Linked DNA regions of Homo sapiens: region 1 is linked to region 2. A link is an interaction called in ENCODE POLR2A ChIA-PET data of the cell type or tissue named here. Cell type or tissue: PC-3. All regions are shown on one strand. Each heading gives the region's core, and the rest is flanking DNA. Links, peaks and the distances in the headings are about the cores only.

Region 1 (5,379 bases), core at 144-5,143, 110 kb before region 2:
TTCCCTCAGAGCTAGCTCAGCTTTTGGCTTCACATACACAGACTAAAACAAACAAACAAAAATCAGATAGATAAAACCTTTGTATTAAAAATATTTTCACCATACAAGCCGTCCAGGGTCGTCATTAAAATAAAACTTAGGCCAGACACAGTGGCTCATGCCTACAATCCTAGCAGTTTGGGAGGCCAAGGTGGGCAGATGGCTTGAGCTCAGGAGTTTGAGACCAGCCTGGCCAACATGAAGAAACCTCATCTCTGCTAAAAATACAAATATTAGGTGGTCATGGTGGCATGCACCTGTAGTCCCAGCTACTTGGGAGGCTGAGGTGGGAGGATAGCTTGAGCCTGGGAGGCGGAGGTTGCAGCGAGCTGAGATTGCACCACTGTACTCTCGCCTGGGCGACAGAGTGAGACTGTCTCAAAAAATAAATAAACAAAACGTCTATAGCATAGAACCGATCAAGTGAAAAAAGATCCCCTGCTTCCGTTAATCCTATTCCCTAGAGATTACCACAGAATGATTTCTTGTGATTCCTTCTAGACGTCTCCTATGCCTGTAGAGGCAGCTAGTGTAGTGCTCCAAAACCAGTTTGTTTGGTTTAAAATCCCAGGTTTGCTTATTTGTCAAATAAATTGGACAAGTTGTCTCAGTGTTGTCATTCAGAAAATGAAGTTAATAATAGCACCAACCTCATAGAATTGTTGTGAGGATTAAATAAATTCAAATAAAGCAATCAGGAGACAATCCACTTAACATTCTTACAACAGTGCCTGGTATATAGTATGTACAAACATGAGTGTTTGTTAATAAATAAAATGCATGGCTGAGGTTTAATTATTCTATGCCTTTTCCTTGGGGATATAGTCTTGAGAGAATAAGCCAAAGGTGCAGGAACAGTTGGAAAGCCATTTACGATGGGGATGATATTGAGAGCCACTGAAAAAATCCTGACCAGATGATTCTTGCCGGTGACCTCGGCTGACTTCCTTGGTTTCTGATCATTATTTCTTATTTTATTTTATTTTATTTTTTATTTTTTTTTGAGATGGAGTCTTGCTCTGTTGCTCGGCTGGAGTGCAGGGACGTGATCTTGGCTCACTGCAACCTCCACCTTCCAGGTCCAAGCGATTCTCCTGCCTCAGCCTTCCGAGCAGCTGGAACTACAGGCACACGCCAACACACTCGGCTAATTTTTGTATTTTTAGTAGAGACGGGGTTTCACCATGTTGGCCAGGATGGTCTCGATCTCTTGACCTTGTGATCCGCCTGCCTCGGCCTCCCAAAGTGCTGGGATTACAGCCATAAGCCACCATGCCCAGCCTCTAATCATTATTTCTATAAACTCCCTGGTATCTTTGCAAAGCTTCTAAGTTTCACAGTTTCAAAAAACATAGCAGGAGGGGGGTATTTACATAGAACCCAGTGTGGATGGTACACCCTGGACTTGTGAAATGGTCTGTCTGATATCAGCCAGGTGTGGCATGTCTGTTGCTTGCAACCAAGAACTCTGACCATGCCTTCCTCCATTCTTTCTAAGGGCTGTGTAGTATTCTACTCTATGTATGTGTTGTATTTCACTTAACCATTTCTTATTGATGGATGTCTGGATAGTTTAGCTATTCTACACTACACAGACAAATGCAATGACAAGCTTCCCAGAGCCTATTGTCCAGCCCCCACCTGTACCCTATTCCCCCCGCTTTTTTTTTGGAGACAGGGTCTTGCTCTGTCATCCAGGCTGGAGTGCAGTGGCACAATCACAGTTCACTGAAGGCTTGCTCTCGCAGGCTCAAGTGATCTTCCCACCTTAGCCTTCTGAGTAGCTAGGACTACAGGTGCATGCCACCACAACTAGCTATTTTTTTCATTTTTTGTAGAGATGAGATCTCACTATGTTGTCCAGGCTGGTCTGAAACTCCTGGGCGCAAGTGATCCTCCCACCTCAGCCTCCCAAAGCTCTGGTATTATAGGCATGAGTGACTGCATCCGGCCTGAAATGGGCTCTTTATCTTACATGATCCTGTGTAGTGCTCATGCCAACACTGTGAAGTTTGCATCAACACTTTCCCTCTACAGATGAGGCAGCTGAGGTCAGAGAGAGGATGAGATATGCCCCCAAACCATCAGTGAGCCCCTTGATGAGCAGGGCTCTTGCCACTTCATCAGGGTGGTCAGTCGGGGGGAGAATGTTTGGGATGAAAGCGGGGGCCTTCCCTTGACTCAATACCAGCTGGCAAAAGGCAGAGGTTCTTGGAGGAGAGAGGTAAGTCAGGGAAGGACTCGTGGGAGTGCTGGGGAGCCTTCCACTGTCAACTCAGCTGCTTTCCAGAGGGCAAGAGGAGAGAGAGGGTGGAGGACAGTTGGCATGTGGATTGAGGAACAATAATGATGATGATGCTAATAATCACAGTGACTAATGTTTTGGGCGAGTCACAAAGCAATTTCCTATTATGAATAGTTCAGCAGAGCCACACAACCATCCCCTTGGAGGAAGACAAGGCAATGTGGCTACTCCCATTTTGCAGAAGGGAAAATTCAGGACTGGAGAGGGAGAGTAACTTGCCCAAGTTTACATGTCAAGATAATCGCCATGCTGGGTGGGGCCAGACCTTTCAGGTCCCAGCCCAGGATCTAGCTCCCTCCCATGGGCCACAGCTGTGGCTGGCAGAGAGGTGCGGCTTTTGTCAGGGCTGAAGCTCAGCCACACCCTCTCTCCAGCCTCAAGTTGGGTGCCAGGCAGAGGGTTTGGACTGAAGGCTGGGGATGTCAAAGGACAGAGGGGTCTGGTTTGAGTGGGGGCCACCCCCCAAGTCATCCACATGTCCTCCAGATCTCCCTGACCCCGCCCACTGGCTGACTCGTGGCTGGTTCTGCCCCAGGATCTGATTCCATGGGTTTGGCCTGGATTCTGCTCCTTCTCGTGGAGAAAGTGTGTGTGTGTGTGTGTGTGTGTGTGTGTGTGTTTCCATGTATATGTGTGCGTGTGTGGTGTGCTTCTGTGTGTTTGTGTACGTGTGTGTGTTGTGTATATGTGTTTCTGTGTATGTATATGTGTGTGTATGTATTTGAGTGTGTGTACATGTGTATCTGTGTGTTTCCATACGTATGTGTTGGTGTGTGTGTTGTGTTTGTGTTGTATGTTTGTGTGTGTATATTGTGTGTTTGTATGTGTATGTGTGTTTTGGTGTGTGTTTGTGTTTTGGTGTGTGTTTGTGTTGTGTGTGTGTGTGTGTGTGTGTGTGTGTGAGGGAGAGAAAGAGACACCTCTCCTGGCAGTGGCCCTCATTCATGCTGGCTCTTCCCCACACCCTTCCTCCTGGCTCAAGCTTAGCAGTCCCTCTGCTTGAAGAAAACAAGCGTCCTTCATGAATAAGGGCCATGGAGCACCTACTATGTGCCAGGCTCTGTGCTTGGAGCTTTCACCTCTATTGTTTTCACTTGAGCTGCACCTTAACCCTTTCCAGTGGGTTTCCCTGTTACCCTCCCATCCACATCTTCAAAACCAACTGTGGCCCAGGATTGAAACTGCTTTCTAATTTCATCAAAGAAGGAAGGCTGTGGGTTTCCAAGAAGAAAGTGGAGCTACATCACTTTCATTTTGCCATCTTTAATTAGAAGTTCTTGTATTATTTTTCTAATAAAAAAATCACTGGCTAACAGGTGTCTGCCCTGCTGTTGGAGGCACGTGCACCTGGGCCCTGGGCATCACGGCCAAGTGCAACATAAGCCCTAATGCAAACCATCCTTCTACTATGTTTAATTTAAATATTTGTATCAAATATAGAAACAACAGGATGGGAGAGAGAGTAGAAAGGAAAAAACAGACAGTAAGCAAACAACACCTTTAAAAAATGTGTGAGGTAAATTCAAAGGGGCTGATGTGTTATTGGAAAGAATTCTGGATGATGACATTTTGCAATAGAAATGAGAAAATTAAGACCCTAGTTACTTTCCCCAACAGAGACTGTTCATGTCCCCCTCCTCCAGAGGGTGTCACATCTATTTCAAAGAGTCATGTTGCCCCTGGGAGGTGTGCAGAGGACTTGTGGTCTCTTTGTTCCTTGATGTCTTGTGTACCCATTGTAATTTCTTATGCCCTGCAACCCAGAGAAAGGAGTGGTCTTTTATCTGTTTTTTTTTTCTTTTTTCTTTTTTTTGAGACAGTCTCACTCTGTTGCCTAGGCTGTAGTGGAGTGGCAAGATCTTGGCTCACCGCAACCTCCACTTCCCAGCCTCAGGTGATCCTCCTTACCCGAGTAGCTGGGACTACAGGTGCACACCACCACACTCAGCTAGTTTTTTTTTTTTTTTTTTCATTCTTTTTTGGTAGAGACAGGGTTTCGCCATGTTGCCCAAACTGATCTCGAACTCCTAGGCTCAAGTGATCCACCTGCCTTGGCCTCCCAGAGTGCTAGGATTACAGGAGTGAGCCACTGAGCCTGGCCAGGAGTTGTCTTGAGATAGCAGAAATAGTAATTGACTAAAACATCATGTGCATTTCCACAAACAAAAGAGAAACTAATAATATCTTGTTATACATAACTCCAACTGTTTTATTTAGGCATTTTATAAATGGTACAAGCATCTGTAAGACTTTTTGCTATATATTTCCATATTACTTCCTATTTTTCTTTCTTTTTTTTTTCTTTGAGACAGTCTTGCTCTGTTGCCCAGGCTGGAATGCAGTAGTGCGATCTCGGCTTACTGCAACCTCTGCCTCCTGGGTTCAAGCAATTCTCCCGCTTCAGCCTCCTGAGTAGCTGGGATTACAGGAATGCACCATCATGCCTGCCTAATTTTTGTATTTTTAGTAGAGATGGGGTCTTGAACTCCTGACCTCAAGTGATCCACCCGACTTGGCCTCCCAGAGTGCTGGGATTACAGGCGTCAGCCACTGAGCCTGGCCCCTTATTACTTTTTAGAAGGAGTGTGAATGTATGTACATTTTATGGATTTGCTCTTCCCCAGAGAAAGTCATTTTGAGGATACAGTATATCATATAGCAAGGGCTAACACTTTAGGGCCAGGCCCACCCGAGTTTGAATCTCTGCTTTGCCACTTTCTAGCTGCAGCATGTTCAAAAAAATCTCACTTGTAACCCCTCTGAGCCTCAATTTCTTTAAAAAAAAAATGAGAGTACATCTTGATTTGTAAATCTCAGCCCACAATGCAGGGATTAAATTAGAGCATGCATGTGAAGCGTGGTGCAGAGGGCAGTAGTAACAGCAGGGTAACAACAGCAAACACTTATTGTGTGACTGTTATGTGCCAGGCATCTTATTTAATCCTCAGAATTGGCAAATGAAGTAGGCGTTTTTATTTTCCCCATTAAACAGCCAGGAAGGGGAAGGCTAGGACCTGAACTCACCTCTTGGTGCA
Region 2 (5,379 bases), core at 89-5,088:
TTGCAGCCATAAGGGTTGGCTGGTCACACTGGTAAGGCCGACAGTAGCCAGGTCAGGACTGATGGTGGATTGGAAAAAAAAGACCTGCTTATGGTTTATGTAATGTTTATTTATTTTTTGTGTTTTGTGTTTTTCCTGGTCCTTGGCCAAAGGCAAGATTTCCATATTTCCATTTCCTGGTGAAAAGGAGCTGGCAGCACTGGGGCTGATTATTGGATTTGTAATATGAAGCCCTAGCAATGTGCCTCCTGTTTCCTCCCCCCGCCCTGCTCTCTTTCACCATGGGACCGTTTCCCCTCTTCACTGGAGAGAAGAAGTCCCAATTCTACATCCATTTCCCCAAAGCATCCAGGAGCCCAGAAGTCATAGGAACCAGAAACAAGTGGAGCAGAAGGAACTCTTTATTGGAAAGTGGATGAGAGAGGCAGCTCCAGCCGTGGGCATCCTGAATGGGAGGAAGAATGGACAGTGTGGGAAGGGGAAGGGCAGCAGGGACTTAGGACCAGATGGGGCCTGTAGCTCTGGGGACGGCACAGGTGCAGCAAGGACCGGCTCCCTCTGTGGAAGAGAAGAGTATCAGAGGTGAGAGTCAGCACATCAAAGCACTCAGAGGCAGTGAGGAAGACAGATCATCCTTCTAGGCACTCTGGTTATAGCCTCTCAGACCCCTCAGTCTCCCAGTCTTTCTGTCACCTCCCACAACCTCCCTCCCACCAACCTGGGATGCTTCCCCACCGCTCAGCCTTCTTTTGTGTCTTCAGGGGTCTCCTCGTTCTCCAGCTAGTGCTCACCTCACTGGGGAACGAAACAGGCCATCCCGCAAGAGCCTTCACAGCACTTCTTGATTCCTGGGCAGTCAGTATCTTTCAAGCAGCGGTTAGGGGGATTCAACATGGCGCACCGGATCAAGATAATGGGGCAGGAGCCAGGCTTAGTGGAGACTGGACCTTTGACTGGCTCTTGCGCTTTGACTTTATCTTGACCTTTAACTGAAACTTGTCCTTTAACGGGATCTTGTCCATTGAATGGAACACGGCCTTTGACAGTGTCTTGACCTTTAACAGGAACTGTTAAAAGAAGAAACGAGCCCACATTTATACCCAGTAAGCCTCTGCTTCAGCTGCCATGTCTTTCCTCTGGGTCTGGGTCCATCCACTGCTTACTGCAGCATCCTCAAACCATGGCCTGAGTAGGGAAGGTACACCTCTGGGAGCTACACTCTTGGAAGGCTCTTCCTTTTTTGGGGTGGTCTACTGGACCAGAGTTCCCTTGAGTATTTGTTTCTTCCCCCTTCCTCCACTCCAAGTCTCTCAGGAGCAGTGGTCAGACTGGGGTGACACCCAGCAGTGAAGAGGACACATTGTCATTTGTTAGGAAGTGCATTGGAGTAGGAAAGAACCCTGAGCCACATACTAGGAGACTTGAGCCCCATCCTGGCTCTGGGAATTACCTTGGCAATTGCTCACTCATTTCTACATTTTTGGTTCCCTCCTTATAAAATGGGGGTCCTCAAACAACATGATTCCTGAAGGCTTGTTGTTTCTTAACCTCCTTTTAGAGTACTGATTACTCCAGTGCTTTTATGGGGCAGAGAAACGGGGGACTGTGTCCACACCCAAGGTTTAAAATCCTGGAGTTCATTATTTTATTGCACATTCTGCACAGGTATTGACATCTGAGGCCAAGGCCACATACCAACATTACTTCCACAAACAGTCCTGATATCTCAGTCACTGAGGTGGAAAGCACGTGGAGTCCACCAGCCAAAGTCCTATTTTTTCTGAATATGATGGCAAAGAACAGAAAGCTGAAATCTGGGCTCCAGTGCTGCCTACTGCTTCAGAAGTGCTCCCTGTCCTGGCCCAGGGTGTCCCAGAGGGTCTCCCCTTAGTCCAACCCAGCCCAGCAGGTCACCTGTTCACTCACCTCCCGTGACAGCTGCCTCTAGAACCAGCGTCCCAGCGATGAGGAACACCACCACGATCAAGAAGCTGCTGGCCCTCATGGTGTCAGGAAGGTGTTTGGCTAAGAGCTAAGGCCATACCAATCTTTATGCAGTCCAGCTTGGCCTGGCTCCAGGGGCGGGTCTGTGGTATTTACAAGGGATAATTCCTTAGCTGTATTGGGAAATATCCACCCCATTCTGGGAGGGACCTGGGGGCTTTCCCTCAGGATTATTCACAGGAAGAACTAATGGACATTACATCACATCATCTCTGATTGTCCCAAGAGTTTTCCTACTTTCTCACAGAGTAGAAGTGCTGGCTCACTTATTAGGTAACATTACAATGAAATTCTTCATGTTTTGAAATACAGTGAGACCCAAGAAGAGAAAGGAATCACCGAAGGTTATTCAGCAAGTCACTGGTAGATCCAGTCTTGATTACAAAACCAAGGTGTTTCTCCATTATGCTCTGGTGCTACAAACCCCACCCAGATCTACTTTATCATTTTACCACTCCCAGCATCAAACTGGGCATTTCCTTCCTTCTTCCCTGGTCCTGCAAAAAACTCTGTAAGACAAATTTGCCTTGAATACATAATGACTAATTATTGCACTTTGCTGTTTCAGAGACGGCCTTTCAGATGCATCAAGAAAGTAATTGGAAGGTGGAATTCTAGGTCTGAAGAGGGATGATGCCCTTGAAATCACAGTGGTAGGGAGAAAATAATCAGAAAGTAGTAGAAAACATGTATCATGTATACATTGGACATCTACAGTGTGTGTGTCCAGCATGCCTCCCCACTTCTTTGAACAGCACCCTGTTTCTTGTGAAGAATTGTTGTCTCTTTGAACCATCAACTTGTGAGTCTAATGGGGACTGCTAATCATGAAAGCCTGACCCCTGACCACAGGTAGGGGTGTGTGTGTGTGTGTGTGTGTGTGAGTGTGTGTGTGTGTGTTGTGTGTGAGACTTGGTCTGGTCTATTAACATATTTTATTTGAATGAGTAATGAAAGGGGAAAACGGGGGTTCCTTCTTCTGGAAAAGGTGATATATATGAACCAGGGAATTCCAGAAGTGGTTATCTAAGTCTGGGGGTGGAGATCAATTGTCTGAGAAAAACGACTCTAATACACTGAGACAAGGAGAGAAGTGATGGTGAGAGAAGATTCAGATGACACAGCCAGGTTTCCCTCCTTTACCTTGAGAGCAGTTCTTCACACACCCTTCTCATGGTTGGGTTATGAGGCAATAAATTAGCCCTCTGCTTCAGCTAGTCTGACTTACTATTCTGTCATTGTTACCAAAAGTTCTGAGTAATAGAAATGAATATCCTGAAGTTGGGTATTGTCAGGGACAGAATCTGAGTTAAGAAAGTCACTGAGTTGAGGTGGAGTTAAGGCAGGGAAGGTAACAAACTAATTATTGGACACTAATTCAGCTGGTGAAATCCCCACCCCTTGTCGATTTAGACTCTGACCACATGCCCACCAAGCCTGAAACTGAGGGAGACATAAACGAATGTCAGACTGTGGAAGCCTTTGGCTACCTTACACAAAAGCTCATTGTACAATAAGCCATACAAACAAATAAAAAGCTCACAGAAAATACCTATATTCTTTAAAGAATAGCATTAAAATGAGCTGCCAGGTAAAGGAGGAGAATATTTGCTATATCTATGCTCCATGCCTCTCCTCAGTTGCTTCATTCTCCTTCCTCCCCAGAGATAACTGCTTCCTAAGATTTTATGGTAATTAGCCCTTGCTTTCCTTTATAGTTATGCCACTTCTGTCTGTATTCTGAAATATATATTCAGTTTAGTATACTTTTTCAATTTGTATGTAAATGAAATCTAAGGTATAGTGTTCATATGTCCTGCTTATGTTGCTCAACATTATATTTTTGAGAGTCATCCATTTTGAAGTCTACACCTGTAGTTCATCATTTTCACTGCTGTACAGTATTCTATGAAAAATACCAAAAATGTTATATATTCATTCTACTGTCAATATACATTGGATATTTCTAGGTTTTAGCTATTATAGTGTTGCTATGAATATTCTTGTACATATCTCTTGCAGAACATAGGTATGCATTTATTTTGGATATATGGTTAGGAATGGAATTGCTGGATCACAGAGTACAGATCACAGAGTATAGATACATCCAGCTGTCATAAATACTGCAATCAATTTTCCAACATCATTGTACCAATTCACACTGCTATCAGCAATGTGTGAGCATTCCATTTGCTCCATAATCTCACCAATGCCTCATATGATTTGCCTTTTCATTAGCCATTCAGGTGGACATCTTGTGGGATTTCCTGTGATTTGAATTTACACTTTCCTAATAACTGGTGAAGCTGACCCATTTTTAATACTCCTTTTTTTTTTTTTTTTTTTTTTGAGATGGAATTTCGCTCTTGTCACCCAGGCTGGAGTTCAATGGCACAATCTCAGCTCACTGCAACCTCCACCTCCCAGGTTCAAGTGATTCTCTTGCCTCAGCCTCCCAAGTAGCTGGGATTACAGGCACATGCCACCATGCCCAGCTAATTTTTATATTTTGCAGTTTCACCATGTTGGTCAGGCTTGTCTCGAACCGCTGACCTCAGATGATGCACCTGCCTTGGCCTCCCAAAGTGCTAGGATTACAGACATGAGCCACTGCACCCGGCCCATTTTTAATATTTCTATTATCCATTTGGCTATCCTCTTTTGTGAAGTGCCAATTCAAGTATCTTACCTTTTATTTACTTATTTATTTAATTTCAACTTTTATTTTAGATTTGAATGGGTTGTTTATCTTTTCTTATTGATTTGTAGTAGAAAAGAAACTTTTATGCATTACTAATGAGAGTCTATATTGGTGAAACATTTAAAAACAGTTTGACATCAGCTAGTAAAATTGAATGTGTACACAATCTATAATTCAGCAATTGCACTCCTAAAGATTTAATTAAGGAAAATATTTCCACATGTTTACCAAGAAACATGCACAATAATGTTCATAAAAGTACTGTTTTTAACAATAACATACTGGAAACAGTCCATGTTACCAATACTAAAATACTGGATAAATATGTCATGACATATTAATGCATAAATATGTCATGACATATTAATGCAAGGAAGTATTATACAATTATGAAAATAACTGAATTACAGCCATGCACAATATGACCATAATTAAAATAATGTTGAATAAACAACACAAGTCCACAGTGACAATATTTAGAATTACCCACTTGTCATAAAACTCAAATGAAGGAGAACTGGGAAATATATTGCCTAGGCATATTTACATATGAAGCAAAGCTCAAAAAGGGATACATAAAAAATGAAAAAACTATAAAAATGACATACAAGATAGTGGCTAACTCTGGAAACGAGAGAAGAAAACATTCTGGATGGGTGAGAAGGACACGGGTT

What was found. ChIA-PET counts read pairs that join two places held together with the same protein. Peaks named below come from ENCODE experiments on the same cell type or tissue, not always from the same donor. Only the 100,000 strongest peaks of a DNase experiment are listed, where the experiment ranks them.
Region 1: POLR2A ChIA-PET joins it to region 2 with 12 read pairs; 3 of 35 experiments call an interaction of 5 or more read pairs at or near these places.

What each region holds. Positions count from the first base shown.
Region 1 is chr20:45,280,900-45,286,278 of GRCh38, reverse strand. The region is part of intron 2 of LOC105372630 (a long non-coding RNA gene); the gene reads right to left. Among named protein-coding and RNA genes, the nearest start is that of RBPJL, 23 kb to the left of the region's middle. In PC-3, for the core only: no CTCF peak of the experiment used is centred there; a DNase peak (open chromatin) is centred at 2,418; H3K27ac peaks cover 1,022 bases.
Region 2 is chr20:45,171,549-45,176,927 of GRCh38, reverse strand. It overlaps PI3 (peptidase inhibitor 3), which reads right to left and starts at 2,026. Exons shown (of 3, transcript NM_002638.4): 1 at 1,927-2,026; 2 at 792-1,067; 3 at 384-558. The coding sequence starts at 2,005. The coding sequence ends at 793. RefSeq lists an enhancer at 1,237-2,436. In PC-3, for the core only: no CTCF peak of the experiment used is centred there; DNase peaks (open chromatin) are centred at 2,147 and 3,197; H3K4me3 peaks cover 1,322 bases; H3K27ac peaks cover 2,954 bases.